Linked DNA regions of Homo sapiens: region 1 is linked to region 2. A link is an interaction called in ENCODE POLR2A ChIA-PET data of the cell type or tissue named here. Cell type or tissue: A673. All regions are shown on one strand. Links, peaks and the distances in the headings refer to the core of each region. The heading gives the core; the rest is flanking DNA. Region 1 overlaps TBL1XR1 (TBL1X/Y related 1). Region 2 has its middle 10 kb from the start of TBL1XR1.

What was found. Peaks named below come from ENCODE experiments on the same cell type or tissue, not always from the same donor. Only the 100,000 strongest peaks of a DNase experiment are listed, where the experiment ranks them.
Region 1: POLR2A ChIA-PET joins it to region 2 with 6 read pairs; 3 of 35 experiments call an interaction of 5 or more read pairs at or near these places.

Annotation. Positions count from the first base shown.
Region 1 is chr3:177,012,435-177,028,950 of GRCh38, forward strand. TBL1XR1 (TBL1X/Y related 1) reads right to left here. Exons shown (of 16, transcript NM_024665.7): 15 at 13,939-14,040; 16 at 6,910-13,090. The coding sequence ends at 13,064. Among named protein-coding and RNA genes, the nearest start is that of TBL1XR1-AS1, 17 kb to the right of the region's middle. In A673, for the core only: no CTCF peak of the experiment used is centred there; no DNase peak of the experiment used is centred there; H3K27ac peaks cover 524 bases.
Region 2 is chr3:177,199,348-177,215,863 of GRCh38, forward strand. It overlaps a transcript of TBL1XR1 not described here. Among named protein-coding and RNA genes, the nearest start is that of TBL1XR1, 10 kb to the left of the region's middle. In A673, for the core only: no CTCF peak of the experiment used is centred there; no DNase peak of the experiment used is centred there; H3K27ac peaks cover 658 bases.

The DNA.
Region 1 (16,516 bases), core at 6,288-11,287, 190 kb before region 2:
AGAGAATTGAAACAGAAGCCAAAAGAAAATGTGAAATGCTATGCCTTTAAAACCTTGGTTCTTAACATCGATGGCGTTTCTGCTGTTTTTCTATAAATAATAGATTACAAAATGGATGTTTGGCACAGAGTTGCATTTAAAAGAGCATTTTCTAATTCTTGACAATACAAAAAAATACAAAAAACGATAGATGTTAAGGGCAAGATAAGATGTATTCTTGACAATACAAAAAAACAACTGATAGATGTTAAGGGCAAGAGGAAAAAAACTGCAGATAAAGTAATACAAGGGAACTGATTACACACACACACACACACACAACCATTATCACCCAGCTAGGCTGCATGCAAAAAACAATGACATATTTTAAGATGTCCCATCATAATAATTTAAAATTTTTAAGAACGGTTTGTTCAATAAACTACTTCTACATTCCCATCCATAATAGTACTGCTTTGTAAATCTAATTACAACAAATTGTTTTCAACAAATCACCCTGTCAAAAGTTTATTCTGGTATGTTTATAAAAGTAAAAATAGTAATAATCATCATACCATGTATAAAAAGCTAATTTATTCAGTCACTGTGCTGGATTTACATAATTGCTAATCCTTAAAACCATCTCAAAAGCAAGATATCTTACACAAATATTTTCTTACTCATAAGAAATTGATGTTCAGCTGTAAAGTAACTTGTTCAGGCTAACATCCCTAAGAAAAAAAGTGATGCTTTTTTTCACTACAGTATGCCACCTTCTCATTTTTACAATTTACTTTCCAAGAGTGCCTAATTATATGGTGTTTTATCATCCATCCCCTTGATAGCAACCTTCCCCCTTCTTGTCAACACCTCAAATTAATTAATCAAACATCTACAATTTTCCAGGCAGTGTGCTAGGCTCTGGGGACCCAGAGGTAAGTATGACAGTCTTTACCCCTCAGGAACTCAAATAAAGAGTAGCTAGCACAAGAAGCAATCTTATAAACAGAGCTGAGGGGGAAACGGGCACCTCGCTCAGATTGGAGGCAGAGACGGAAAGAAGTGGGCAAAGAATGGGAGGGTACTGGTCTGAGGCACTCACTTGATTGAGCGTGAGGCAAATGAAGAGGGGAGAAGGTACTCCAGGAAGAGGCAACTGCATGAATAAAAGGGAGAAGAAACCTTACAGGAGATTCACGAATTTCAAAGAATGTGGTTGAATGTGAAGAGGAGACAAAGCTTCCTCCACTATGAAAATTCACAATTCCTGTAAGACCACCCTGGTCCTCTGCCGCGTGGCCTCTATCTCACAGCATGCCTCAAACCAACTCAGCACCACAAAAATCTCAACTTTGAGCATCCTTAACTTTATAACCCTTTTGATAGGCCCTCCCATTGCAGCAGAGCTTCCGGTCTTACCCAGGAAGTCTACACGCCAGACATACTTAAGTTCAGACTTCAGCCAGCTGTGCTTGCCTTTGAGCTAGGCCACAGCTGGTTCCTTCTAGACATGGAAATCCTTCCAGACAGACAATAGAAACTTGAACTTACAAACGTTATGCATACCTATTCCAGGGATATCCTCACTGACTAGAGGTACTGCCCCCATCCCACAAAGTACTTAAGAGTACTCACTCTCTTGCAAAATGTCGACTGTTAAATGCTCCATAACTAGGATTCCTGCTAGTCTTGGTCACCGTTTAAGACATCCACTTCCCCATGGCTTGTAAGCAGTATTGGAGAAAAAAATCACAATGCTGCAAATTGGTGCCATTGTGTATTCATGGTTACTCACTTCAGCTGGGCCTGCAGTAGGGTCAACAAAATGTTACCGAAGACATACTCAGAGGCCAGGCACTGTGGCTCACACCTGTAATCCCAGCACTTTGGGAAGCTGAGGCGGGTGGATTGCTTGAGGTCAGGAATTTGAGACTAGCCTGGCCAACATGGTGAAACCCCATCTCTATTAAAATACAAAAATCAGCCGGGCGTGGTGGCGCGTGCCTGTAGTCCCAGCTACTGGGAAGGCTGAGGCAGGATAATTGCTTGAACCCAGGAGGCAGAAGTTGCAGTGAGCAGAGATTGCACCATTGCACTCCAGCCTGGGCGATACAGTGAGACTCCGAAAAACCAAAAAACAACAAAAAACAAAACAAAACAACAACAACAACAACAACAACAACAAAGACATACTCAGAATTATAAGCAAGCTCTTAGGAATTTAAAAAAAAAAACATGAACAAAGGCTTTACTGCATTTAGACAGCTTCAGAAGTGATCAATGCCTAGGCATATTCTGAGAAATTACTGAATTTCAAGGCCAAAGAATTCTTGGCAATCTAGGTATAAAAAAATTATGCGGAGGGAAAAGTTCTGTTGGGCTCAAACATCTCCACAGCAGCAGTGACTGGCAGAAGACAGCGGGGCAGCACAGCAGTGGCTCCCTAGTATTAGCGCGCATTAGCAACGTCTGGAGAGCGGGCATAAAGCGCGGATTTCGGCTCCTCACTCCGCCTACATTCTGCTTCAGTAGGTCTTGGGTAGAACACCACTGATTCTCCTGTTGGGAGTTATACTTTAGTACTAACCACCTGAGTTATAAGGGGAAGAAAATGTGACCCCGAAATAACACAGTTGTATCAAGTATTCATTTTTGTGTAAGGCAAGAAAAAAAGTCTCAAATATACAGGGATTCAAGGAAGGCAGCGCTCACTAGCCCTATTTGAAAATGAAGTCTGCTCAACCAAAGGACGGTTCCAAATGAAGAACTCGGGAATGAAGCAGCTGTGATCTCAAAGTCAGTGCTGAATTTACTGCAATATAAAACTGAGCATTAACAGTTGTGGCTACAGAACAACACAAGGGAATGGGACATTCTGCTCCTCACATGTCATCCTAGCATCCTCCACGACCAGGGAATGAAAACGGTTATACTTCACATGCATTGCTATGTGCTGGGCATGCGGCTAATAAATATATGCACTGTCTCATTTATTCTTCACAACATGAGGCAGGTAATTATGAATCTCCAGCAGAGTGGGTATCTCACCCAAGATCATCTGGTTAATTTGATCAGTTGGTCAGAGCCTTAGATATTGATAGTGACATTATTAATACGGGCAAGATTACTATCTTTCATGAGAACCCTTTAAAGCCATTTAATACTCTAGTATTTTCCCACCCCATGTCTGAATCAGTAAACTGTGTTCCCTCTGGGGACTTCTTCCTCTACTTTACCCCTAGTAGCAACTGTTATTTATGGTAGTTTTAAGATTTGTTGCTGGTCTCGCTGGTCTCAAGGAATTCAGGATAGATGTGGAGAAGAGAAAAGCAGAAGATCCTCTATTTTGACCTAGACCCCTAAGCTAGTTCTTCTCAAACTTCCATGTGCATACAATTCACGGGAGATCTTGTCAACGAAGCTTCTGATTAGGATCTTGGGTGAAACCTGGGATGGTTTCTAGAGTTTCCAGATGAAGCTAAATGGGCTACACTTTTGATTGGTAAAGCCCTAAATCCAAATCCAAACCAGCCTCTCTCTAGAGAGTTGAACGGGATGACAGGAGTGGCTCACGTAGCAAATTAACAAAGAAGTACTCTGATTAACATACTGTTTCTTTGGAAACTTCACAGGGATGAGGGTTTGAGGAGACGGATGGTGGCTGGCACAACATTCCAACATCTGCGTTGCTGACTTTCACAACAGTAATAGCAAAAATATGCCAATTGACTTTAAAAAGTAAAAATCAAAGCGAACCTCTTAAGAGGAAGCATGAAGTGCCTCATTTCTTTACCTTTCTTGGTTAAGAAACCAACGGACACTGCTTAATCACTGAAGATGTAAATACATACTACTTAAAATTGTAATAGTGACCACTAGAAGACAGACATAAAACATGTAATTACAAGTGTAATGTGGATCACAAAGAGGGTGTCCTGGGACATAGAGTGAAGGATCAAAACGCAACTGTTAGGTACCCCTTGCCATTTGCAAACACAGTACCTGGGATTAGGTTGAACCATTTGAAACTGTCAGTGTTTGGCAGTTTCTGGCTCAGAAAAAGTAATTTCAGATGCTTCAACCCAATTCTTTTTTTTTTTTTCTTTTTTGAGACGGAGTTTCGCTCTCGTTGCCCAGGCTGGGGGGCAATGGCGCGATATCGGCTTACCGCAACCTCCGCCCCCCCAGGTGCAAGCGATTCTCCTGCCTCAGCCTCCCGAGTAGCTGGGATTACAGGCATGCACCACCATGCCTGGCTAATTTTGTATTTTTAGTAGAGACAGGGTTTCTCCATGTTGGTCAGGCTGGTCTCGAACCCCCAACCTAAGGTGATCCACCCGCCTCAGCCTTGGATTATAGGCGTGAGCCACCGCGCCCAGCAGGCTTCAACCAAATTCTTTGTTACAGCACTTAATAAACTACCTTCCGTTGTAGTTACATATCACAAGAACAGAGCCTTTTTCTTGCTCACTACCATATATCCAGTGGCAGACACACTTCTTAGAAAACATTACTCAACAAATATTTGCTGAATTAAAAAAAAGAGTACTCAGGATTTTGAAAGGCAAAATGGGTGAAAATAGTCTTAAAATTTAAAAAGCCCTACAAAAAAATCCAAATGTCTGCTAATTTAGCAAACAGACCAGGAATCTGGCTTCCAGCAATATTAATATATGCTATTAAAAGTCTGGTAGTTCCATGAAGTTTATAATTGGATTTAGCCTGTACATTGTGCTCTACAGTAGAAAAATTTTCATCCATGTTTAACAAAATCTTCATCACATCATTAGTATTTAGTCATTAAATGCTAAAGAGCATAGGCTTAAAAATTTAGTTGTTTTCTGCTAACCCATAACCCAGATTGTTACTTACAGGTCTAGATTACTCTCTTTCCTGTACTACACTGAGTAAATATACAAAGCACTCTTCAATCTCCCTTCTACAAATTCTTAAATGGCTCCTTTTGAAATCATACCTTGTTAGTGCCAGAAAGTGGCTTGGAGGCAAAGTTTTTTTTTTTTTTTTTTTTTTTTTTTTGAGACAGTCTCGCTCTATCACCCAGGCTGGAGTGCAATGGTGCGATCTCGGCTCACTGCAACCTCCACCTCCCGAGTTCAAGCGATTCTCCTGACTCAGCCTCCTAAGAAGCTGGGATTACAGGCGTGCGCCACCATGCCGGGCTAATTTTTGTATTTTTAGTAGAGACGGGGTTTCACCATGTTGGTCAGGCTGGTCTCAAACTCTTGACCTTGTGATCCACCCGCCTCGGCTTCCCAAATTGCTGGGATTACAGGCGTGAGCCACCATGCCCGTCCAAGGGAGGCGAGTTTTAAAGAATCCTTGAAGTGTGTATTAAACGAGTGTACATCAGAATTGACTGTTCTATTTGTCCTGTAGATATGAATATTTTATTGCTCCATTGTAATAGTAAACGGTGAAAAAGTAAATTTACATTATAGGGGGCTAAATCTTGGTGTACAATAAAATCTTACCATTAGGAATAAAAATGTTTGGTAATATACAGTGTGCTTTATATAACCAGGCACCATTCTCTAAGGGCTTCAGATATATTAACTTTGTAATCTTCACAACCCATCAATGAGAAAAGTAACTATCATTATCCCCATTTTACAGACAAGGAAACCAAGACAGCAACTCCTTAGGCCAAGCAGCTGGTCTGGATTCATCCCAGGTAGTCAGTCAGGCAGAATTCATGCTCTTTAAACCATACAGTATATTCTACATCTACAGTATAGGGAAGTACTTGAATGTACTTAAGTGGATGGGACAATGGTCCCTGATGGTTTCTGTGAAAAAGTGAGTTTCTGAATTCAATGATTATGATCTCTTTTGTATTTTTTTTAAAGTAGGTATTGAAAATGCTTAGAAGGACATATGTCAAGTTGTTAACAGTGGATACCACTAAGGACTTGGTTGGGAGTTTGAAAATGAACATTTATTATTTATACCTTGTATTTAAATTTCTTTAACCAGCATGTGCTCTACAATAAATATACCACATGCTAGTGACAACCACCTCCCACATTATGACACAAAACCAAACAAGCATATGAAAAGCAGCACACATACCTTGTGCTACCATATTGGTCAATGGGTAGGACAAGGCATAAAAGATTCCAACGCACATTCCAAGTTAACCAACACTGTTTAAGAAGTAGAATGAACTTACCGCTAATTGACTCTTATCAGACTTCATTTACTTCAACACCAGATCTGTCCAACTTCAGTTTATTCCCACACACTAAAATATTTCAACCATTTCAGGTGGAAATATTAAAATCCATATTACATAGCTAATTTTTATGTCATATTAAACTTAACTTGAATTATTTGATGACTCTAGGCCATCCCAAATGGCAGCTCTTCATTCTGCTAGGAGTTTTAGCTATTCCTCCCTCTCTATGGGGAGCACTGTTCCTCATGGACCCAGGTTGGAAAATCAGATAATTGATCTGGTCCAGCAAGTGTACGTAAATTAAACCAATAAAAGCTTAGGGAAAAGGTCTTGTCTTGGCAGTGTGTAGATTCTTCAAAATCCCCTATATTGAATGTGAGAGATCCTGGAAGCTGATCCTGTTTTTAAATGTCTGATTTCAGACTGTGAAGTTCAATGTGACTAGATTTTTTAATGCAAGTCTATTTGAGGTGCTCAGGCAGTGCTTGTTTTCTCCACAGGAGCCCGGCCCAGTGGCAATCCAACCTATGCTTTACGGCTTTCTGACAGCACAACATCTCTTAAGGCAGCTCGTTCTGACATTAGATTAGTATGTCAGAAAGTTTGTTTTTTTTTTTTTTAAATAAGACTGTGATATCTTTTTCGGTATAGATTCCACCCCATTGGTCTTAGTTCTTAAAATATAAATTGTCTGCCCAATGGATCATACAAACCCAACAACCAAGAAACATTAGTAATTGTCTTCTGTACTTTACTAAACACTTTGTGTTTAATATATTTTAAATTGTAAAGAAATTACAAGGAACTCCTAAAAAAATTTAATACAAAAATATTACAAGTTAGGACAATTAAGCATTAAGATGACATTTAAGAAGCATGCAGAAAAAGTAGCATAGGGTTAACATTTCATTGATGACAAAGCACTTTGGTACAGCAGAGAAAAGCACCATAAAACTACCATCTAAAGTGTCTTTTCCTCCACTGTATTTTTTCAAATGAATATATTGGTAAAACAGTAAACTTTGATCTGATCTGCTACGGATTATACTAGGTAATAAATCTAATCCATTGTAAAGTGTTAACTATGAAATTAAAAATAATCCCTTCTATTACTGTTCAAATTAGTTTCAGCTTTCCCTCAAGCTTATAAGGATTCTAATCCTTAGGAGTCCAACCCTTTTTGGAAAAGTATACAATGCAGGATATTACTAATAATCTATGCCATGCAATAAAAGTTAACCCCTTGAAAATGAAAGCATGTCAGTTCTAGCAACTGCAGTGGCTTATTTCTAATAAAACATAAAACTATGCTTGAATTTATTTCTGTTTAAGGAAATAAACAGGAAAAATAGAAGACCTAGAGAGTGTAAATTCTTAAAAAAAAAAAAAAGAAAATATGCTCAATGATTCTTTTTAAAAAGTCTCTAACTCTAAAGGAGTTGGTATTAATTAAAACTAGAAGGTGTCTAGTTGTTTTTCTTATAAAGTTTGTAGTAACAACTAGCTAAGAGAGAAAATGATTCAACTATAATTGGCTTGTTGTGAAGCAAAAAAAGGTCACCGAGAAGTTGAGCCTCCTGCCCTAATCTTCAACACATCTACACATTGTTTTGTGCTCAACCGTGTGGCTAACCAAACAAATGTTATCTAAGGTCTCTTTTTCAGCTTCTGTGAAATAACGTCTTTTAAATACAATATTTATTTTTCAAAAGAATTAAAAATTACAATCCCTTAGCTGATTAGATGCTCTATTATACTTTAATAAAAATAGTAAATAACCCCTTCATTTAAAAAAATCTTATCTCCTGCAAGAAGTAATAAAAATAGTAAAATTTGTAATTTTATTATGGGCTTAAAGTATATATCTTGGGAAACAATACGTTTATGAAAAACAGTGGTTTGGGTTCTGATGGCAGTTATTAATCAGTAACACCAGTATGGGAGAGAATGAATGTGTTATAGGTTATGAAGGCTAACTTGGAAAAAAAGGTTTATTCTACAATAGAACACTGGAGAAGTAAAAGCAATTAAAATGTAAACAAACTGTAAACAAGAAATACCATCCCTCTCTCTTTACCTGACTAGTAAATAGTCTATATAAACTACATAGACATCAAAGGTTTTATATATGTACACAGCCAACATAATATCAAAATATATTTTATTCTGGACCTCTTTCAGATCTGATTCAAATTACAGTTGTCAAAGCAATACAATGCAAAGGGGAACTGCAACAACAACAACAACAAGAAATGTGCCTAGAAAGGATAAAAGGGTCACTGGGGACAAATCATTGTGATGTGGAACTAAAATACGTCGTAAGTGTAATTAACATGGTCCAGGACAGCACAGAACATCTACATCAGTCTTCCTTACACAATAATCATGAAAACTGAACAATGAAGTTCTTTAACATGTACAAAAACCTGTCATGGGCTGGTTTACACTTTTACAACAGTTTTAAAGTTAACTGGATAACTAAAGAAATGATGCAGACATTTTAATCCAGTGCTATAGGTAGGCTCACAGAATTAGACCCAAAGGATTTGTAAAAACAAAAATGGAAACAGTATAGCTACAATGTCAAAGTCAGGAAAGAAGAAAATTTACTTCCGTATTCAAGGATTACAGAGCTACAAATGCAGTCTGTGTGTTTTTGTTTGTAATGAGATGGATAAGTACATCAGACTAGATACAACATGCAGAATGTTTTCCTGAACTTATCCGGAAATTCCAAAGAAAACATCATGAAACAGCTTACAAAAAAAAAAAAAATATATGCCCTAGTTATTCACCCTGCTTCAACACTGTCAACGTAAAGGCAGAAATAAAGCAAGCTATCAATACCTCAGAACTACTGATATAAGACATCAAATTTCTAAATCAGTGTATTAAAAAAGTGAACACTTCCTCTTTCTTCTCTCTTCTACATTTAACTAGAATCATGTTTAAAAAAAACTGATATTAAATGTGACACTTCAGAGCTACTACTGGAAGGAGTAATTCATAACTTCCCTACCCTCCTTCCATCCCTGCTGATTCAGGAGAAGGGGGAAAAAACAAAGAAAACAAAACGAAAAACCAACCAGGGTCTCTTGTAGATTTGCTGCTATTCCACAAAATGTTGGCATTTGCTGCCATGCCACAATGTTGGTCCACTGAAATAGGATTTCTGCGGAAACTGTCAACAGTAGTAATTCACCATATGCAAGTACCATCCTTATCATGCGAGAATAATCACAGGTTCTGTAGAAATGTACAATGTACTTAAGATAATGAAAATTGTAGCGCTGCATTTGAGATTTATTTCTCTACTTAGCTAGTAAAACTTGTCATTTTTGCTCACTTAAGTATGATCATTTGTGATTCCTTTAAATAGCAAAAATGCACAGTCCTCTTTAGGCCTCTACTCAATAATAGTTTACATTACTCTTAACAAAATCATTCTACATAAACAGATAGCTCCTTAAAAATAGTACTCTCTCATTAAATCTAATTTGACAGAAAGAAGTTTAAGGGAAAAAGGAGTGCTTTGTAAGTGAAAAAGTACAAATCTTTGGCCTTTCTCTTGACATTTTCGTATGTCAAAAAGCAAAAAACCTTCATGTATTTCAATCTAGTGATTACTTTTTGCACCATAATTTGTTTTTTACACCACAAAAGGAGGCACTTTCAGTATCTGTAAAAGGTATTTAATCCTAAAACATACTTACCTAGAGAATAATTAAAACAGAATTCAATACAATCTAGTATCTATTAGGAAATTAAGAGTTATCACTTCTAAAAGTCATTTGAAAGTCAATGATGTTATCTGGTCAATGGCAGGAAATGGGAACTGGAACAAATATAAGAACTTATGGGATTTCCTACACGGAGACAAAAAAAGATATTCCTTTATGTTGTTTAAAAGTGGCAGCTGCTCTTTCTTTATTCCATTTTAATCAATGAGTATTGATTCAAGTTTTCCTTTCTATTTTTCCTTATGATAAGTTTCTTACAGTAGCTTATACAACAACAAATAGCATAGAAAAACTACTGGATTCAATTGATCATCAGGAATAAGTTCTCAGAAAAACACAGGCGGAAAAATAAGCAAGAATCCCAAATACAGAACTTTACAAGCTGTGAAACTTGGTCTCTTGCAATCATGTTACTGCTCAAATTAGAGACAATCTTATTGCTGTCTATTGGAGCAGCATCGTGGCACATCAGCAGGCAATGATGATGTTGAGAACAGCAGCAAAAATAAACAATCGTATGCTCATGAAGAACCCAAGCCTACAAAATGGATACCTTTCAGAAAAGTATATACTTAAAAGACCCAAGACGTCAGGATAATAAAGCTCTGTATTTATAATCTTTTATATGTCCTATTGTGGCTATTATGCTTAAGTAAAATAGCTAAAGAAAAAAAAGAAAAAAAAAACAGAAAAGATGACAATATCATAAAAATGTAGCTGTCTATTTTGGCAGCTATATTGCAGAATTTCTTGACTATCTTTTAATCAGCTGGGAAAAAGTCAATAACTGTATGCAAATGAATAAACTGTCCATATCAAAATACAAAAGTACTATCAATAATCACCTCTGACTTTCAGATTTAAATTCAGTGCAATTGACAAATGCATCACTAAAGGAAAATGCAGCTTAAAAGATACTCAAAACATTTGTGTCTATTCCTGGGAGCACATTTTAAAATTATTGCACAGATTTTTTTAATTTTTATTTATTTTTTTTAAACAATAACAGAGGTCAACCACAGATGTGGACCTCCAGCAATAAAAGCAGGAATTCAAGTGCCAGATACTCAGCATATTAGGTTTCCTACGTAAGTCACAGGGTAATATGTTCTAAATATCTCTAATGTGATCCAAAACCCTAAAAAGAGCTGGCACAAAACCATCGTGAATGACTGCCTCTCTTGATGTAAATTTTTAAAAATATTATTACAGTATCATAGTCCCCACTAACAACAACTGGGGTACATATAACAATGTATTGTGAAATTAAGTGTATTTATTCTCTTTACCAATAGCAAATGCTACCCTACCTTAGTAAAACCAAGACTTGCTTCAATCAATGCTGTTTTGTAAAAATAGCAAAGCAACGAATGCTGAAATCAATCAAAGCTGCATTACTTGGGTTAAATCAGTTTCTACTTAGAACACAGGTTAAAATTTTAGTACTAAAAGGCCTCAAAATAATTAGTGACAGAAATAGTGTTATTAATTTGCTAAGCTCAACAATAAGCAATTCCTTAATTAAAATCTTCGAGATATAAATTTGATGACTATTCTCTTCAGAAATGACATACCTGGATTATGTTAATCATGACAAGCCTTATTAGTCACACATATAAACATGGCCTCATGCAATCATTTGTCTGTATATGTTACTCTAAGTTGCATGAGCACAAGGTTTAATATCTATATCTTTAAGAAAATACTTGATATTATAAACAGAGTAAAAGACATGATATAGTAGTGATTACTAAAAAAAAAAAAATTAGCAGCTTAAATCTATCTATATTTGAAAAAACGTAGTCACAAGTACCACAAATGCAGAATCAGAGCAGCAGGAAGAAGGTTAGTGCAATTATACTTTCATTAAAAAAAATTCTGAATCACTGCTATTTAAAAACACCTTGAAGCAAGTCTTTTGTTTGAGATTGTTTTTTAAACTAAGGTAGCAAACATTTTGCCATGTAATGGCAGTGTTATATGCCGTTATCTTGCTTTGTATAAAGAAAACAACATGAGAGATTTTTAATACTGGAGTTTGGTTACATTACATATTTAAGCTTCTACACAGAATGATGGACACTTCGAGAAGCTAATCCTTATCCAGAAACATTTTAATCTCTTAAAAAACAAAGCAAAACAAACAAACAACAAAAAACCCAAAACTACGTTGCTCCTTTTCACAATAGTGCACATTTTTACCATAATTTAGTTATGGCTACAAAACATCAGAAGATTTTTTTTAATGTATCTTCTCTATGGTAATTAAAAAAAAAGTTGTGCCCTTCTAGTCTTTAATTGGCAGAAATATGTCCCAAAAAAGAAACTATTGCATTTAAGCCACATCACCAAAAAACAAAAAAGAAAAAAAAAAAAAAAAAGCAAAACAAAAAAACAAAACCAACAGAGCATAATACCCTTTTACTGATGTGTCTTACAGATTGACATGACCAAAGTCATAGGTTTTCATTTAATTTCCAATTCCCCCTTCCACAACATGCACCAACTGAATATATGCTCTGGGAGCCATAAAATGTACCAAACATCTACCTCTTCAAAAGAATGCATTAAAATATTTTAAAGAATTTTTTGTTTAAAAGGTGAAAAAAATATAAACAAGAAACTGATTCACTCCCTTACTTCATGCATCCATAATCTAAACCAAAAACGAAATTTTAAAGCAAGAACAAACTACTGCTGCAAGTTTTTGTAAGTCCATTTTCTCTGTACATACAAACTGCTCACTACTGAAGGGAAAAAAAGAATATAATCCATGGTGTCTGCTGATTCAAAGGGGAGAAACAAGGCTGTCATTTAGTATCCAAAAACTGGTACATGTATGTTCTGCTTTTATAATGTATATTTTTCTCTCTTCTGTTTTTCATATCCAAAACTTCTAAATGCTATTTTAGGGGCACAGCAGATTAGATTCCAGCACTTGGTGAACAGAATTCACAAGCTGTGACAAAACTCTGTCATCTTCAGGGTGCAATTTTGTTTATATACACTGTATGTATATATTTCTTTTAGATTTGGCTGTAGTGGACTGGCCATGGTTCAAGTGGGACTATAGCAGTACATGGGTCAGGGACAGTCATTTTGGCTATGTACACATTCATAGTCGGTCCATGGCTTCCAACTAGTAGCGCTATTTCCGAAGGTCTAATACACAAACCTGTAAGAAATTAAAATAATCAACCAGTGTATTCAGAATTTTATTGTACATTTTATGTTTAACTTTTCTATAGTACAATTTGAAATGTTTCTTAGTTCCAAGTTTATAAAATTGGTAAAGCATAATAATCATGGAAATGAGCACTTAACTGACAGAAATCAGACAGATCATTTAAGCAGATCAAGAGAACAACCATGAGCTCAAACTGTGGGGGAAGAACCACGGCTAGGATTTTTATACTCTCTGTTGATTAAAAAGGAGGGGGAAAATGCTCAAAACAGACCATTTCCTATCTATTGGACCCTAATGAAAGATATCACAGATTATATTCAGCTACAGCATCAGTAAATAGCTACCCTTTTCCCACCTTCTGGTGCTTCTACAGCTTTGGAAGCCATATTTGCATTGTTGTAAAGAGTTGGCTAACCTCATCCTGAAAATCTTTCAGTATCACACATTCCTCAACACAGGAACCAACTGCCTCTAGTTCTGCCTTCCCTGGGCCAAAAAAATTCTTCTGTGAAGAGGAGAAGGTAGAAATACACATTAAACATTTCAATCCTTCTCAGAATGTTCCTCTGGTATACCTAATTTCATAAATGAAGGTTCATATTAAAAATAACTGTCCATTTCTAGATTATAAGGTATTTGGTAAGGACAGCCTAAATTTTGTTTACATTATTTGAATCCAACGCACATGAAAAGTTTACAGCCTCAGGAAAAAAAAAAATCAGTATCATACCTTAAAATTTATTTTGAAAAAAACACTTTGGTATCACTAACAATAAGCTGCATTCTGATGTGAATACCCACCCACACCCTCTTTGGAAACACTTTACTATACTTACTGAACCATCTGATGCACTGGCTCCAACTTTGTCTCCTGCTGCATTCCAGCAAACTTCAAATATTCCACCTGTTCCCCTATAGCTGTGAACTAGAGCACCTGTCTAAAAGAATGAAAAACAAAATCTTAAAAATCGTAATACATATTATAATAAATCCAAATGCTGAAATAAAAATATTACATAGCTTTATTTCTAGCAATCAGAGGAGGGACTTAGCTTCAACTATAAAAATAAGTTCTGAAATTCTAGAAATGTAATATGATCCCTTTACAAAAAGATAATACCAGCCTGTTCTCAAAAGATTACTCACACACATATTCAGTTTCTCCAGTCTTGATAACCATTCTTGGCTAAGGTATCTGGTCTCTCTGACATAGCCAACAATAGCTAGAAGTAAACAGTCAGTCTATCACATGAAATAAGTTTTTGTTGTTGCTAAATGATACATGAGTCTAGCTAACATGTAGAGAAACAAAATAAATTCAGAATTTCTTTGACAAAACATCTTAAAGAGGAAGTATAACAAACTAGTAAAGATAATTCCAGTATAAATCTGTTATTCACTCTATATTTACTGACCAGTTCCTAAGCTAGGGGATTATAAAAGAAGCTAAAATAATGTATGTATGTTCCTTTTTTTTCTTTAGACAGGGTCTTGTTGTTACCCAGGATGGATGCAGCTGTGCAATCATAGCTCACTGCACCTTCTAACTCCTGGGCTAGAGTGATCCTCCCGCCTCCACCTCCTAAGTAGCTAGGATTACAAGTGCATGCCACCATGCCCAGCTGATTTTTAAAAAATTATTTGTAGAGACAAGGTCTCACCGTGTTGCCCAGGCTGGTCTTGAACTCCTGGCCTCAAGCAATCCACCCACCCTGGCCTCCCAAAATGTTGGGATTATAAGCATGCACCACAGTGCCCAGACAGATATGTACACTATTCTTGAAAGACGTTATATGTTTAAACAAAAAACACAGGCAGGAATACTAATAATGTAATCATTCATTAAGCTGAATCATAAATGTAACAACGTTATTTTATTATTCAGCTGCTACTGAAGAATTAAAACTCAATCCAAAAATATATTCTCCTATGAAACCAGTCAATATAACAGGACAAAGATCAGAGGTCCTGTTATGAAAACTGAAATATATGCTTCAGGTGTTCGGCCCTGACAAATCAGAAAAGTGACCTCTGCAGCTTTATGGTAACCTAAAGTCAAGCTAGAGGTGGCAGATCTACTTAAAAGCACATGGCAACAAACCATGCACCTTGAAAATACCTCCCATTCAGCCTATCCAAGATGACAAGCTGGAAGAATGTTTGACCGAGCTTTCCTCTTCAAATTTAGCCCAGTAATGTGGCACAAATCACAGATGCATTGGTACTGACACATTGCTACTGATTATCAGGCTGGGAAGGCTCAACTGTTTTGTTTACTTAAAATTTCTCATAATTTATGAGATTAAGTTCAAGTATAGTAGGCTTTGAGTATCTATAGTTAATGAGGAGAGAAAAAAGTAGAACCAACAAAATCTAGTTTGCTGAGATATAAAAAATAAAATCTACAGTCAACCTACAGACATTCAATCTACAGCCAACTTGGGGGTTAAAAAAACAAAACAACTTTCTTTTAAAAAGCACTTACCAATCTCTAAGCTTGAACTGGGCTATAACGAACCAAAACATTATGGGCAACAAGGCAGAGCTAAGACATTTAAAAAGGCCAATGGCTCAGATCATCGGCATCTACCTCAAATTTGTATGTATGCTGGCACAAGACTTCTACAATTTACTCATCAAATGCTTAGGCAACTCATCATACAAGAAAGGGGAAAACAAAAAACCTGGATGTATATACAACAATAGGATAATGATTTTCTCCTGCACTGAAAATTCACTGTTTTACTATTTTCAAAGTTTGAAAAAGTAAGACTTTTGGTACACAATAGTGAAAACAAAATAATATGAACAGTTGGTCAAATGCCCTTCAATGTCTTGTAGTATCTTCCATTAGCACTCTACAGTTCTATGCCCAAATTTCATTAAAATTGATTTTGTCACAATGGACTAAATGAGTTCACTGAAAATGTTCTAAATGTGAGCAACAACTAGTATATAAAAGGAATGTATTTTTTAAAAGAGGTCATTCATAGTAACATAAAAACCATAAGGCACCTCAAAACACATTAGGAAAAAAGATCCTTAGAGAAACTATAAAACTTTACCAAAGGAATAAAAGACAAATAAATGGAGGTATAACGTATTTATGGGTGATAAAACTCAATAACGATTTTCCCTAATTTCACCTATAAATTCAAGGCACTCATAAACAAAATCCAAAATTGTGTGCTCTGTTTTGGAAATATGGATGACTAAAGTGGCAAGAACAGAAAAACAGTTTTGAAGAATAACAACAAGAGGGATTTATAAAGTTAGAATTATTAAAACTATGCTATTGATTCAGATAAGGCAAATACGTAAATGGAATAAAAGAGAAGGTAATAAACAAACTGCATATACATGAACTAGGTATATGAAACCGGCATTATGAAAACAGAAAGGGGACAATGAATG
Region 2 (16,516 bases), core at 7,002-12,001:
TTCAGAATTGAAAAGAGTATATAGTATCTTCCTTTTTTTTTTTTTGAGTTGATAAATGACGTAGATATCACTAAACATACCCTGTCTTCAGTAAGTAAACTATCTCGGTGGAGCCACTCAATGAAACATATCTATTGGCTTAGATTATTTTTTAAGTTTCATATTGTGCCACCACGGGCGGGTCCTCTCCATACAGCAGTGACTGTAAAATCAAACCCCACTTTCAGTGAGTGAGGACTTCTCAACCATACCATTCTTAAAGCGTCATATTCAAAGCTGCCCACCCCACCCCTTCTCCTTCCCCTAAATGACTTCTATCCCTTATTCCACAAGGGAGGAGACACCCTCCTTCAGGTTCATAGGATCAGGTCTTCCAGCCTGAAGTTCTTATACCCTACACCAAGCTGCCTCCTAAAGTTGTTCAGTGTTAGTTGAGCCTCCTCACAATGATAATAATCCATGCATTTGTTTATATCCCTGTAGTTTACAAGACATTTCTGTGCGTAAATGACTGCATTTAAATATGAAGATCATCGAGGCTGGGGACTTACAAATCCGTTGCAGTAAAATGTACTTTACTCACCACTGTTGGATCATACTAATTGAAGAGAGAGGAGAGAGCAGGAGTACATTTTTTTTTTTTAGGTGGAGTTTCGCTCTTGTCGCCCAGGCTAGAGTGCAATGGCGGAATGTCGGCTCACTGCAACCTCTGCCTCCCAGGTTCAAGCGATTCTCCTGTCTCAGCCTCCCGAGTAGTTGGGATTACAGGCATGCACCACCACGCCTGGCTAATTTTGTATTTTTAGTAGAGATGGGGTTTCTCCATGTTGGTCAGGCTCGTCTCAAACTCCCGACCTCAAGTCATCTGCCTGCCTCAGCCTCCCAAAGTGTTGGGATTACAGGCGTGAGCCACTGTGCCCGGCAGCCTGGAGTGTTTTTAAACAAACAAACAAAAATAGGGGCACCCAAATGTGGAAAGGCCTTGATTCTTCCAGCAAAGGGGGTTTTAAATCAGATCATATTTTGATCCCTTTGATTTTTATATTCTGGAAACTATCTGAAACAACAGTGTGGCTTCAATGTTAAATACTCAGAGAAATAAACCATCACTCAAAGGTCATATGTATTGTCGCCTCGCCCTCTAGCTGTCCCAACATATCCAGCATAAAGGATCAGGGCTGCACCAAAATACAAGCAATGATTAGACTCACTGGGTGAGGAAAGGACAAAGAAGGAACTATTGTTACTAATATTCAGTACTTTGTCCTAATCTAACACTCCCATTACACTTTGAATTAAATGTTAATGTGTTTCTAGAAAGGAGATATTACTGTATTACTAAGAAATTGTAAAGCAAAGGAACACATTAAGTTCTCCGCTGGGTGTGGTGGTTCACGCCTGTAATCCTAGCATTTTGGGAGGCTGAGGTGGGCAGATCACTTGAGGTCGGGAGTTCAAGACCAGCCTGGCCAACATGGTGAAACCTCGTCTGTACTAAAAATACAAAATATTAGTCGGGCGTGGTGGCGGGTGCCTGTAATCGCAGCTACTTGGGAGGCTGAGGCAGGAGAATCGCTTGAACCCTGGAGGCGGAGGTTGCAGTGAGCCGAGATAGTGCCACTGCACTCCAGCCTAGGCGACAGAGTGAGACTCCGTCTCAAAAAAAAAAAGTTCTCTCTTGAATTTTCTAGCTAATTACTCAATGAAGAGAAACCTCATACCAGTAACTGTTATCAGAAGTTACTATATATTGTAAAATGGCTAAACAAATCCTGACTTGTTTTGCCGGGTGCAGTGGCTCACACCTGTAATCCCAGCACTTTGGGAGGCCGAGGCGGGCGGATCACGAGGTCGGGAGTTCGAGACCAGCCTGACCAACATGGTGAAACCCCGTCTCTACTAAAAATTCAAAAATTAGCTGAGCGTGGTGGCACATGCCTGTAATCCTAGCTACTCAGGAGGCTGAGGCAGAAGAATGGCTTGAAACCGAGAGGGGGAGGTTGCAGTGAGCCGAGATCTTGCCATTGCACTCCAGCCTGGGCGGGTGACAGAGTGAGATTACATCTCAAAAAAAAAAAAAAAAAAAAAACAAATCCTGACTTGTTTTATTTCAGTAATATTTTTCCGAGAGGAGTGTGGCATGGCAAGATAGCCTACACATTTGCAACTTTCATCGCTAAAGACATGGAACATTTTAAATTGAAACTGCTTCAATCCCAGGACTACAGGGTCTCATTACTATATATATTTTTAAATCATCATGATGTTTTAAATTGTTTACATTAGCTCATCTACATAAAGTATTCAAAACAAACTTAATTGTATAAAAAAGACATTTGATACCAAAAATATTCTCCTAGTGCTATAACTCATTTTATATTCTTTACTCACCCTGGAATTCAGTGGCTTTACGTCTGTAGCGTTTACCCCCAGGCGTCTTGCTGATACTCTGTGATGTTTCCGTTTCATTTTGACTTACCTTGTGCAATTCTTTGTGGTTCTTCCGAGATGAGGCACATGCCAACCACACATCTCAAGATGTCAGTACACAAGCTGCTTTTCTCCTTCAGTGCATAGCGTGTTGCTTGTGACCTTTCCTCATCAGTGTGAACCTTGTCACAGTTTTCCATGCTTCTATGACCCAATTTCATTACAACAATAAACTTTACTTGAGAGTCTTCATTTAAATTGCAAAAGAAACATACAACTATCTTACAAGTATTTATGCCTCTCAGATAATGAAAATAGCAGGTTGTATCCTGCGATTGTGATTCAGTCAAAACAGAAAACCAACCACACACACAGCATGTTGCTGTACAATCACTTACTTATACTGACCAGCCACATACTTTCTCAGGGAAGCACTCAAGGCCTAGTATTATATTGATGGTTTTGCTATTCATTCAATGTTTATTGAATGTTTAGTGTGCCAGGCACTGTCTCAGTAAACCAAAAACAGCCCCTACTCTTCACAGGGCTTACATCCCACGTTGGGTGAGGGTTGGGAGTACACACAGACTTTCAAAAAATATGTCTGTATTAGGCTATTGTTTGACCACTGTTAAAAAAAAAAAAAGGAATATAAAAATGGCTTAAACAAGATGAAAGCGTATTATCTTATGTGACTGTCATTCTGGAGTAAGATGTCAAAGACCTAGATTGTTCTATCTCAACATATATCTTCCATCCACTGGTCTAAAATGGTTTTTCTTGCTCCTGCCATCATTTTCAAATTCCAGCCATTGGAAAAGAAAACAGAAGAAATAGAGGGCTAGGCCTTTCCTTTCAGGACACATCCTGGCAGTTGCATTTATCACTTCCTCTAATATTCCATTAACCAGTGCTTGGTCTTATGACCACACCTAGCTTCTAGGAAGGTAGGTAAAAGACAACCAAGCTTAAATAAAATAAAGTGGGATAATGGGTATATATGTTATTTTATTGTATTGTGTTTTAGGCAGAGTCTTTTTGTCACCCAGACTCTAGTGCAGTGGTATTTGTGTCCAAAATTGGTGGGTTCTTGGTCCCGCTGACTTCAAGAATGAAGTCGTGGACCCTCACGGTGAGTGTTACGGTTCTTAAAGGTGGTGTGTCCAGAGTTTGTTCCTTCTGATGTTCAGACATGTTTGGAGTTTTTTCCTTCTGGTGGGTTCGTGGTCTCCTTGGCCTCAGAAGTGAAGCTGCAGACCTTCGTGGTGAGTGTTACAGCTCATAAAGGTAGTGCAGACCCAAACAGTGAGCAGCAGCAAGATTTACTGCAAAGAGCTAAAGAACAAAGCTTCCACAGTATGGAAGGGGACCCAAACAGGTTGCCACTGCTGGCTCCGGCAGCCTACTTTTATTCCCTCATCTGGCCCCACCCATAGCCTGCTGATTGGTCCATTTTATAGAGAGCTGATTGGTCTGTTTTACAGAGCGCTGATTGGTCCGTTTTGACAGGGTGCTGATTGGTGTGTTTACAATCCCTGAGCTAGACACAAAAGTTCTCCAAGTCCCCACTAGATTAGCTAGACATGGAGCACTGATTGGTGCATTTACAAGCCTTGAGCTAGACACAGGGTGCTGATTGCTGTGTTTACAAACCTTGAGCTAGACACAGAGTGCTGATTGGTATATTTACAATCCTTTAGCTAGACATAAAGGTTCTCCAAGTCCCCACTAGATTAGCTAGATACAGAGTGCCAATTGGTTCATTTACAAACCTTGAGCTAGACACAGAGTGCTGATTGGTGTATTTACAATCCCTTAGCTAGACATAAAGGTTCTCCAAGTCCCCACTAGATTAGCTAGACATAGATCACTGATTGGTGCATTTACAAACCTTGAGCTAGACACAGGGTGCTGATTGGTGTGTTTACAAACCTCGAGCTAGACACAGAGTGCTGATTGGTGCATTTACAATCCTCCAGCTAGACATGAAAGTTCTCCAAGTCCCCATCTGACTCAGGAGCCCAGCTGGCTTCACCTAGTGGATCCAGTGCTGGGGCCGCGGGTGGCGCTGCCTGCCAGTCCCACGCTGCGTGCCTGCACTTCTCAGCCTTTGGGCAGTTGATGGGACCGGGCGCCGCAGAGCAGGGGGCGGCACCCGTCTTGGAGGCTTGGGCCACACGGGAGCCCATTGCTAGGGGGCTCAGGCATGGCGGGCTGCAGGTCTCGAGCCCTGCCCCACAGGGAGGCGGCTGAGCGCCGGTGAGAATTCAAGCATGGCGGGCCGGCAGTGCTGGGGTCCTGGCGCACCCTCTGCAGCTGCTGGCCCGGGTGCTAAACCTCTCACTGCCCAGGCCAGTGGCGCCGGCGGACGGCTCTGAGTGCGGGGCCGCCAAGCCCATGCCCACCCAGAACTCACGCTAGCCCGTGGCCCCGCCCACTTGGAACTCACGCTGGTCCACGAGCGCTGTGCACAGACAGCCCCGGTTCCCGCTCGTCCCTCTCTCTCTACAGCTCCCGGCAAGCAGAGGGAGCCGGCTCCGGCCTCAGCCAGCCCAGAGAGGGGCTCCCACAGTGCAGCAGCGGACTAAAGGGGTCCTCGAGCGTGGCCAGAGTGGGCGCGGAGGCCAAGGAGGCGCTGAGAGCGAGCGAGGGCTGCGAGGGCTGCCAGCACACTGTCACCTCTCAGTATGATCATAGCTCATTGTAAACTTAAACTCCTGGCCTCACTGACCCTCCCACCTCAGCTTCCCAAAGTGCTAGGATTACAGGCATGAGCCACCACATCCAGCCAGTATATATTATTTTAGATATGGGGTTTAGAGAAGGCTGCTCAGTTAAGATGACATGTGAGCAAAAAACTAAAGGAAGTAGCAGAGTGAGTATGCCACTATCAGAAAAAGGAATGTTCTGGGCAGAAGGAATATTATGTACAAAAGAATAATATAACAAATATGCTATATTCTAAGAATAAAAATGATGTCAGTTAATTGGCATGAAGTAAGAAAGGAGTGGCAGGAGACGGGGACAGGGACCAGATGTGAAGGACTTTTTTCTTCTCATGTCATAGAAAGACACCAGGAGGCGCCGGGCGCGGTGGCTCACGCCTATAATCCCAGCACTTTGAGAGGCCCAGACAGGCGGATCACGAGGTCAGGAGATGGAGACCATCCTGGCTAACACAGTGAAACCCTGTCTCTACTAAAAATAAAAAAAATTAGCCGGGCATGGTGGCGGGTGCCTGTAGTCCCAGCTACTTGGGAGGCTGAGGCAGGAGAATGGCGTGAACCCGGGAGGCGGAGCTTGCAGTGAGCCGAGATGGTGCCACTGCACTCCAGCATGGGTGACAGAGCGAGACTCCGTCCCAAAAAAAAAAAAAAAAAGAAAGCCACCAGGAGGCTTTGAGCAAAGAAGTGACTTGAACCACCTTCCATTTTAAAGGACCAGCGGAGGCTAGGTGTGGTGGCTCACGCCTGTAATCCCAACACTTTTAAAAGCTTAAGTGGGGGCCGTTCGAGGTGGCTCATGCCAGTAATAATCCCAGCACTTTGGGAGGCTAAGGCAGGTGATCACCTGAGATCAGGAGTTCGAGACCAGCCTGGCCAACATGGTGAAACCCCATCTCTACTAATAATACAAAAAAATTAGCTGGGCATCATGGCACACGTTTGTAACCCCAGCTACTCAGAAGGCTGAGGCAGGAGAATCACCTGAAGCCGGGAGGCAGAAGTTGCAGTGAGCCGAGATCACGCCATTGCACTCCAGCCTGGGTGACAAGAGCGAAACTCCATCTCAAAAACAAAAACAACAAAAAAATTATTCCAAGATTTTAGACCAAACAAGTAGAAGAATGGAGTTGCCATTTACTGAGATGGGAACGGCTAGAAGAAGACCTAGTTTATGAGGGAACTATCAAGAGTTCTGTTTTAGCATTTGGTGTGCCTATTATACATCCTCATGATGATGTTGAATAGGTAGCCAGATATATAAATCTGATGTTCAGAGGTGCAACTGGAACTGGAGATATAACTTTGAGACTCATAGTAAAGCAATGATATTTGAAATCATGGACCTAGATGCAATCACCTAGAGAGTAAATATAAGTAAAAAAGCATTGAGTTCTCTGTCACCTCAATTGTCTCCTACCTCAAATGTTTTCTTTCCAATGCTCTTCTGCTCTTGATGTAGTGAAAAGCCTAAACATATGAAATCATGGGTCAGCATTAGGTGACTTTTTCTAACCATAAGGATATTGATGGAAACCATAGATAATGTTAATTGCTACCATTTATTAAGCATGTTATCAACTCTTTTCAAGGTATGTTAACATGTAATTGTCTCTGATTTTCTCAACAACCTGAAAAGGTAATGCCTCAGTCAATTTGGACTGCTATAACAAAAATACCATAGACTCGGTGGCTTAAACAACAAACACTTGGCCGGGCGCGGTGGCTTACATCTGTAATCCCAGCACTTTGGGAGGCTGAGGCGGACAGATCACCTGAGGTCAGGAGTTTGAGACCAGCCTGGCCAACATGGCGAAACCCCATCTCTACTAAAAATACGAAAATCAGCTGGGTGTGGTGGCGCATGCCCGTAATCCCAGCTACTCGGGAGGCTGAGGCAGGAGAACCAATGAGCCGAGATTGCGCCATTGCACTCTAGCCTGGGCAACAAGAGCAAAACTCCGTCTCAAACAAACAAACAAACAAAACACTTATTTCTTACAGTTCTGGAATTTGGGAAGTCTGATAGCAAAGTGCCAGCATGATCAAGTTATGGTGAGGGCCTCTTCCTGGGTGCTGCTGACCATCTTCTTGCTGTGTGTAAGTGGTGTAAAACAGTAAGACAGGAAGCAAGCTCTCTCCTGTCTCTTGTTACAAGATTACTAATCCCATCATGTAGGCTGTGACCTAATTACCTTCTGAAGGCCCCACCTCCTAATACCATACCATTTAGGGCTAGTGTTTCCATATATGAATTCTGGAGAAACACAAACATGTTGTCCATAACAGGTAAATAATATTATTATCTCTATTTGATTTATGAAGAAACTGAAGTAATAAGACCATATAGTTTGTCTAAGGTCATGCTGCAAATGGCAAAACAAGGATTTGAACTCAAGGCCAAGTGCAGTATCTGCTTTTCCAATGAATAAAACTAAGCAGATCAAGGCAGGAAAATTCAAGTGTTTGCTAAAAAGTACTTCAGTGAATGAGAAGAGCAGAGAAATGCAAAGTGGAAAAAAGGAGAAACTGCTTGAGGAGAAGAACCACATCTTAATCACATTTATGTGACCCACATATTTTAGGCTAGAATCTAGAAAAATGTTTGCTGAATGCAGGCGTAATTACGATCAATCTGTTGGATTCCATCTGTTGCATGCTTTGGTACTGTTAGTGTATCTACTGATTACAAAAGGAAGACCTTTGTCTCACTCACTCCCTACCCCTCTCACCATCCACCATCACCACCCGTGCTGCCTCATGGCAATTTAGGTATAGGGTGTTCTTTTTTTTTTTTTTGAGATGGAGTTTCGCTCTTGTCACCCAGGATGGAGTGCAGTGGCATGATCTCGGCTCACTGCAACCTCCGACCCCTGGGTTCAAGCAAGTCTCCTACCTCAGCCTCCTGAGTAGCTGAGATTACAGATGCCCACCACCACACCCAGCTAATATTTGTATTTTAGTAGAGAAGAGATTTCACCATGTTGGCCAGGCTGGTCTCAAACTCCTGACCTCAGGTGATCCACCCGCCTCAGCCTCCCAACATGCTGGGATTACAGGGGTGAGCCACTGTGCCCGGCCCGGGTATAGGATATTCTGTGTGTGTGGGCGGGTTGGGGTTGGGGGGAGTCTCACTCTGTCGCCCAGGCTGGAGTACAGTGGCATTATCTCGCATCACTGCAACTTCAACCTTCTGGGTTCAAGCGATTCTCCTGCCTCAGCCTCCTGAGTAGCTGGGACTATAGGCACACACCATCACCCCCGGCTAATTTTTTTGTATTTTTGGTAGAGACAGGGTTTCACCATGTTGGCCAGGCTGGTCTTGAACTCCTGACCTCAGGTGATCCACCCACCTCGGCCTCCCAAAGTGCTGGGATTACAGGTGTGAGCCACTGCACCCGGCCAGTATAGGGTATTCTTGAAGACAGGTTTTGTGGGCAAAGAAGACAATGTATAGTAATTCCATTTCATTTATTACAAATTTGAAAACCTACTTTTCCTTTGAGCTTTGAAATTCAGGTTACAAATCTAACTCTGTTTTTTAAGAGAATGTTTACAATTTGGTTAATTAAATTTCCTTGAATTATTAAACTACATTAATTCATTTAATGTATTCAGTCTTTTTAAAATACTTCAGTTGCTCAACAAAGAATCACAAGTAGTTAAGTAATGCTTATAAATATGATAAATTATAAAATATGAATCAAGTTCTCTTGAACATTACAAAAATGTTTACAGATTTAATAAAATTCTCATATATTTTCACTTAAAATCATGAATCTGAATTAATTACAGTTTTCACTTAGGTGTTTTAAACTGGTTTCACAAGGATAACTTGTTAGAAATCCTAAAATGTCGAATTACGTAAAAGATTACAAATAGTTAAAATACCAAATACAAATATGCACAAGTATTTCTAAACATAAATGAAAACAATAGTGGCCACACACAGTGACTCACGCCTATAATCCTAGCACTTTGAGAGGCCAAGGCGGGCAGATCACTTGAGGCCAGGAGTTCAAGACCAGCCTGGGCAACATGGCGAAATCCCATCTCTACAAAAAAATACTAAAATTAACTGGCTGTGGTGGTGCATGCCTGTAGTCCCAGCTACCGGGGAGCCTGAGGTGGGAGGTTCGCCGGAGCTGGGAGGTGGAGGTTGTAGTGAGCCATGTTTGCGCCACTGCACTCCAGCCTGGCTGCAGAGAGACCCTGTTTCACAAATAAACAAATGAATAAGTAAATACAATAAGACGATGGGTTTGATTTGTTTTATCGCTTTGACTTTATGCTCTCCTAAGGCTAAAAAAAACCTAATGCCTTAAATAAACAATTCTACTGGCCCAGGTGAGCTGAGTTGCTGTCTTAGTCAGTTGGGAGTGCTATCACAAAATACATAAACTAGGTGACTTCTACACAACAGAAATTTATTTCTTCTAGTTCTGGAGGCTGTGAGGTCAAAGATCAAGGCACTGGCAGATTCGGTGTCTGGTCAGGGCCTACTTCCTGGTTAATAGATGGCACCTTTCTGCTGTGTCCTCACATGATAAAAGGGGCAAACACACTCCCTCGTGCCTCTTTTATGAAGGCACTAATCACATTCATGAGAGCTCCCAAAAGAGCTCCAAGTCTTAATATCGTCACCTTGGGGATTAGTATTTCAACATATGGATTTTGGGAGGCCACACACATTCAGATTATAGCAGACACCTCTCCAGTGGACTGAGTAGCTTATTGACCTGAGTGGTTCTGGCTGGAGATGCAGACATCAGGGCGGTTTTTCTCAAAGCTGCTAAGATGTGCTGAACACTCCTTATGCCAGCCAATGGGAACACTAAGGTCCTGCCTTCAAATGGGATGGTCTTGCTACAATTCAAGTCCACAGATTCAGGTTGCACCACTTGGAAATGATATGAACTTGCACCCCTCCTACCAGATTGCTGAGACACATGACTGAGCTCAATTTGTATAGTACTCCGTTTTAGCCTGAATCTTTGAATTGTTTTCCTCCTGATGGTGCTTCAATTCATATAGAAATTAACTGTATATTGCTCATGTTTGTGGCTGGCTCTGTAGTTCCAACCACCCCCACCCCACCCCCAATATTGTTATAGCTACTAGAAAGTAAGCCAAATGCACTTTCTGAGATTGTCCCAAATATCTGTTGGTCAGGTAACAGCCATTATAACAACTATCATTTCCTTATGTCAGCATTTCCCAAACTGTATTCCGCTCATAATGGGCACGTAGTCTGTGCTTCTGGAAGTAAAGAGTTCCAACATTAAGGATGTTTGGGAAATGTGACGTTTTTATTTTCCTTGTTGTTGTTGTTTTTTGGGACAAAGTTTTCCTCTTGTCACCCAGGCTGGCCTGCAGTGGTGCGATATTGGCTCACTGCAACCTCCGCCTCCTGGGTTCAAGCAATTCTCCTGCCTCAGCCTCCTGTGTAGCTGAGATTACAGGCCACAACACCCAGGGATTGTGCACCACGACATCCTGCTAATAAATGTTAAATTCACCTTCTAGAGGTCTGCATTGCTTTTTAGCATATAAAATACTGAAAAATCTTGCATTGTAAAAATCTTATCAGCCATGAGGCTGTGGCGGGAGAATCGCTTGAACTCTGGAGGGGGTGGTTGCAGTGAGCTGAGATCGCGCCATTGCACTCCAGCCTGGTCAACAAGAGTGAAACTCCGTCTCAAAAAAAATAAAAAAATAAAAACAATCTTATCAGCCTATTGAACACTTCTTAAAGACATAACTTTTGGCCAGGCGCGGTGGCTCATGCCTGTAATCCCAGCACTTTGAGAGGCCGAGGTGGGTGGATCACCTGAGGTCAGGAGTTCGAGACCAACCTGACCAACCTGGCAAAACCCCGTCTCTACTGAAAAATACAAAACTTAGCTGGGCACGGTGGCAGGCGCCTGTGATCCCAGCTACTCGGGAGGCTGAGACATGAGAATAGCTTGAACCCAGGAGGCGGAGGTTGCAGTGAGCTGAATCGCGCCACTGCACTCCAGCCTGGGCAACAGAGTGAGACTCTGTCTCAAAAAAAATAAAAGACATACCTTTCAAGATCATGCAAAGTTTGCTTTCTGTGGAACACAGTTTGGTAAATTGTGTCTCTATTTGGTAAAATGTTTTTATTTTATTGCTTGATCTTTTGTTTTTAATTTTTTGTAAGATCAAAGCTTGGATATGCAACCAAATGGACTTTTTTTTTTTTTGGTTTTGAGAAAGGGTCTCATTCTATAACTCGGGATGGAACTCAGTGCCGTGATCTCGGCTCACTGCAACCTCTGCCTTCTGGGCTCAAGCAACTCTCCCACTTCAGCCTCCCAAGTAGCTGGGACTACAGGCATGCACCATCACACTCATGTAATTTTTGTATTTTTTTGTAGAGATGGGATCTTGCTATGTTGCCCAGGCTGGTCTCGAACTCCTGTGCTCAAACGATCTCCCCACCTCGGCCCCTTAAACTGCTGGAATTACAGACATGAGCCACCATGCCCAGCTGGACTTTCTGGTAGTTCCCTCCCACTAAACTTGTCCTACCTAGCCATAGGCAGCCCTTCCCTCCCAGGGAAACTGCTTATCAAGGGGCAGAGGACAAGAGAAAGTATGTGTCCTGAGGCAAGGCTCCTTCAAAAAGAGAGGGAAAGTCGCTGAGCACTTGTACTCACTCACGTCCTTCCTATAATCTTGTAAATCACTTGTTCTCTGAGGAAAGGGGGAACCTGCAAAGACTACAGAAAGCTCCTCCTAGGGCATAAGAGCTTTCTCTTTGCTATGGTTTGAATATGGTTTGTCCACACCAGAACTGATGTTTATAAATTTGATCCACAATGGGTTGCGTTGGGAGGTGGTGTCTAGTGGGAGGTGCTTGGCTCTTGGGGGTGGATTCCTCATGAATGGCTCTGTGTTGTTCTCTGGGCCGTGAGTGAGTTTTTGCTCTCTCGAGACTGGTTTAGTTCTTGGGGGAATGGATTAGTTCTCACTAATAAAAGAACAGGTTTTTATAGAGAAAGATGTCCGTCAGGGTTTTACTTCTTCCCCTGTGTCCACTTCCCTTTGACCTTTCTCCACGTTATGATGCAGCATGAAAGCCCTCAACAGCAGATGCTGGCACCATGCTTCTTGAATTTCCCAGCCTGCAGAATCCTGAGCTAAATTAACCTCTTTTCTTTATAAATTACCCAGTTTCCGGTGTTCTGTTACAGCAACACAAAACAAGTACACTCCCCTTTATAGATAGCCTTCTAATATTGTGAGTCTTCATTGAGCAACAAACTAGGAAGACAGTGCGTGCCAGTACTGAGTTAATTATTGCCACTGAACAAAACAAACTTTATTTTATGCATATTTAGCAATAGGTGTAACAGCCACAGGGATAGATTATAGGCCAGAGAAACTGGGTTTTAGACACAGCTCTACCTTCACTGTTGTATGTTCTCAGACAGGCATCAAATGGCTGAGAAACGCAGTTTCCTTACTGATAAAATTGGCCCCACATTAACAACAAATTTCCAGAGTGGATAGTCAAAATACTTATTGACCAGTTCTATATGCCTTGCAACCAATCAGAACAGAGAGCAGAGGGTACACCACACCCAACCATACAGCAAATTGGCAGCCTCCCAGTTCATTTCCCTCACTCAGTCAACATTTGCAGTTGCCTGCCATGTGACGTCTATGTACCGGGGCTGTTGCATGTGTCAAATTAAATGTTTGTGAAAGCAGATCATAACCTCCATACAAAAGCAAGGTGTTTTTAGTCATTATTCTCTGTAGGAAGACACAAAGAGTAAGGGAAGTGGAAGCCTCTCATAACATTTCACCTGTTTCAGTTTTGCCTACCCTATTGGGTGGCCTGGCCTCAGTTTGAGAGCTCACCTCCCCTTGAGCTATATAACAGCCTAAGGACATGGAGAGCTGGGCCAAGACCAGCCAGGATACAGCTTAACCTCAAACCCTCAAACAATAGTGAGAGCTAGCACTGTCTTGAGTACTTACTATGTGTTAGGCCTTGTTCAAAATAATTTCATGCAGATTAACTCATGTAAACCTCACCACAGCCTGAAGTAGGGACTGTTTTTTTTTGTTTTTTTGTTTTTTTTTGAGACAGAGTTTTGCTCTTGTTGCCCAGGCTGGAGTACAATGACGCGATCTCGGCTCACCACAACCTCTGCCTCCCAGGTGCAAGCAATTCTCCTGCCTCAGCCTCCCGAGTAGCTGGGATTACAGGTATGCACCACCACGCCCAGCTAATTTCATATTTTTAGTACAGACAGGGGTTTCTCCGTGTTGGTCAGGCTGGTCTCGAACTCTCGACCTCAGGTGACTCGCCCACCTCAGCCTCCCAAAGTGCAGGGATTACAGGCGTGAGCCACTGCACCAGGCCATGAAGTAAGGACTACTATTATCTCCTTTCCACAGATGAGGAAACCCAACACACATGGATTAAACGACCAAGGTTCCTTAGCTAGTAAATGTCAGAGGTGGATTTTTATCTAGGTAGATGAGGTCATGCCTTTAACTACCACTCTATACTACAAACAGATCCAAGCCTGGCAAGGGAGAAAGAAAACTGTTGAAGGGCTGGCATCCAGAGAGCATTATGGGTCACGAAGGTGAGCCCAGAGTTCTTATAAATCCTCTCTTAGGACCATAGGTGTCATAACCCAAAGGGGTTAACCCAAGGAGCAGACCTCTCCAGTGCTTTTGCAGAGGGTACACAAGAGTGTCCAGAAGCCCCTGGTTGATGGGAACCCCTTCCCCTAGGCGCTGAGAACTGGAATACCCACTGCCTGGGTGGCTGGGGAAGGGCATCTCTGTTCCCTGGCCCCTTAGTCAGGGGAAAGTGAGGAGGGGAAAAGGAGAAGAACCAGAACAGCGGCTCCTCTCTCTAGTTGGGAAAAAGCAGTCAATTCAATGGGTTTGCCTTTGGGTAGGAGGATTAACTCTAATTATGGAGTATATAAACCAGGAGCTGAGGGCTGGGGCGGGCTCCTTTCTAGAGAGCATGAAGAAGGGTTAAAGAGGAGTAAGGCAGAGAAAGGGAGGTGTGAGGGCTCAGAAGCTGGCGCCAGCAAACTTTTACTGTAAAGGGCCAGATGGTAACTATTTGAAGCTCTGTAGGCCACGTTCTCTGTTGTCTCCCTCTTCCCCCTCCCCCAACCATTTAAAAACGTATGAATTATTCGGAGCTCTGGCTTCAGTTGGATTTGGCCTATGGGTTCGAGTTACTGATTTTCTAACCTGAAGAAATAATCTGTCAACCTCCCCATTTTACCTGAGTCTGATCCTGCCCTCCCTTGCAGTGCTGGCCATTTAACTTGAAGTAGGGCCTCCCAAGCAATGAGAGAGGCATTCAGATGAGGAAAGGGGCATAACGTTCTGACTGTGGTGAGGCTTCATGAAATTTCAGGTATGTTCCACTGAGGTACTTTAGGACTAACACTGTTTGGCGACCTGAAGGTTTGCTCTGGGGATTTTTATGCCACACATAGCTGCATGCATGAGCAACTCTGCAAGAATTATGTTTCATGCCACATTCCATTTGGGAACTTATGCCCAAGACAATATTGCAGAGCAATGAAACCCAGCATTACTGTATTCCAGGAAAATGGAGTAGCAACCTTTCTCTCTTAGTAGCCAAAAATGGAATATCTCAATGTCTTCAGGAAGAGCTTGCCCTCAGTAAGAAGAGTTTTACCTGTTGGTAAACCTGACTCTCAGATAAAATGCCATCTTTACAGAGCCTGGCTTTGCAATAAGAATACACAGTTGTAAAACCGGGCGTGGTGGCTCACTTCTGTAATCTCAGTACTTTGGGAGGTCAGGCGGGCGGATCACCTGAGGTCAGGAGTTCAAGACCAGCCTGGCCAAAGTCTTCTCTTCCTACCTTAAATTTGAGCTACTAAGCGCTAAAGCTATTCTTAAATAACAAAAAGAAATGGCTTGAAGGCCAGGAGGTGAGAGGAAGGGAGGGAACTTATAAAACACTTCTTTACCTAAGAATTGATAGAAAGCCATGACTTCCAAATACTTATTAGAACTTTGCAATACATTTAGGCTGGGTGCAGTGGCTCATGCCTATAATCCCAGCACTTTGGGAGGCTGAGGTGGGTGGATCACCTGAGGTCAGGAGTTCAAGACCTGCCTGACCAACATGGAGAAACCCCGTCTCTACTAAAAATACAAAAATTAGCCCAGCATGGTGGCGCACGCCTGTAATCCCATAATCCCAGCTACTTGGGAGGCCGAGGCAGGAGAATCACTTGAACCCGGGAGGGAGAGGTTGCTGTGAGCCGATATTGACCATTGCACCCTAGCCTGGGCAACAAGAGCAAAACTCTCTCAAAAAAAAAAAAAAAAAGAACTTTACAATACATTTAATGTGAGTTAACGTGTCAGGCTACTTGTAATGGAATACAGGGGAAGGTTATTGGTGTAAGGCAAAGGACAAAAGAGTGTTCTTTTTTTTTTTTGACACAGAGTTTCACTCTTGTTGCCCAGGCTGGAGTGCAACAGTGCGATCTCGGCTCACTGCAACCTCCGCCTCCCGGGTTCAAGCGATTCTCCTGCCTCAGCCTCCCGAGTAGCTGGGATTACAGGTATGTGCCACCACGCCCGGCTAGTTTTGTATTTTTAGTAGAGACGGGGTTTCTCCATGTTGGTCAGGCTGGTCTCAAACTCCTGACCTCAGGTGATCTGCCTGCCTCGGCCTCCCAAAGTGCTGGGATTACAGGCATGAGCCACCGCGCTCAGTCAACAAAAGAGTTTTCAACAGGAACATGATATTTGGGAAGAAAAAATAAGAGGGGAGACGGGCTGAGAAAAGCTGCAAGTGGGGAAGCTTTGGTCCCCATGGCCTAGAGGCCTGAAGTGGGCCACTGGCCAGGCAGAAAAGGCGTGGAAACGATTTCACCTGTTTCACAATTGTCTAGAGCCGGCCTGAAGGCATCTTGGGGAAGCACCCACTGAGCTCACTGCACTGGCCCTTTCCTGGGGAAGCTCAGGGAGAGCTCCCTGATAAGGGCTCCTGTGTCGAACAAGGTATGTGACTTCAAAAGGTAGTAAGAGAGTTGTCCCACAATAAATTTTAGTATTATGTTCTGTGGAGGTTGTAAATTATAAATAATTTTCTACTTTTAGTAGTCTAGGTAAGTAAATACCTGGAAGCTTTGACATGAATTTCATCTTAGAGATCTTTTTAAATTCTATGAATTGATTAAAATATGCATATTTGCAAATTAGACCTAGGAACAGTATCTGTCATCTCCAAAACCTCCTAACTACTCTCCTACCTACTTGCTGGCTTTTCTCCAAAACATTTGCACAAAACAACTTTTAGAAACCTC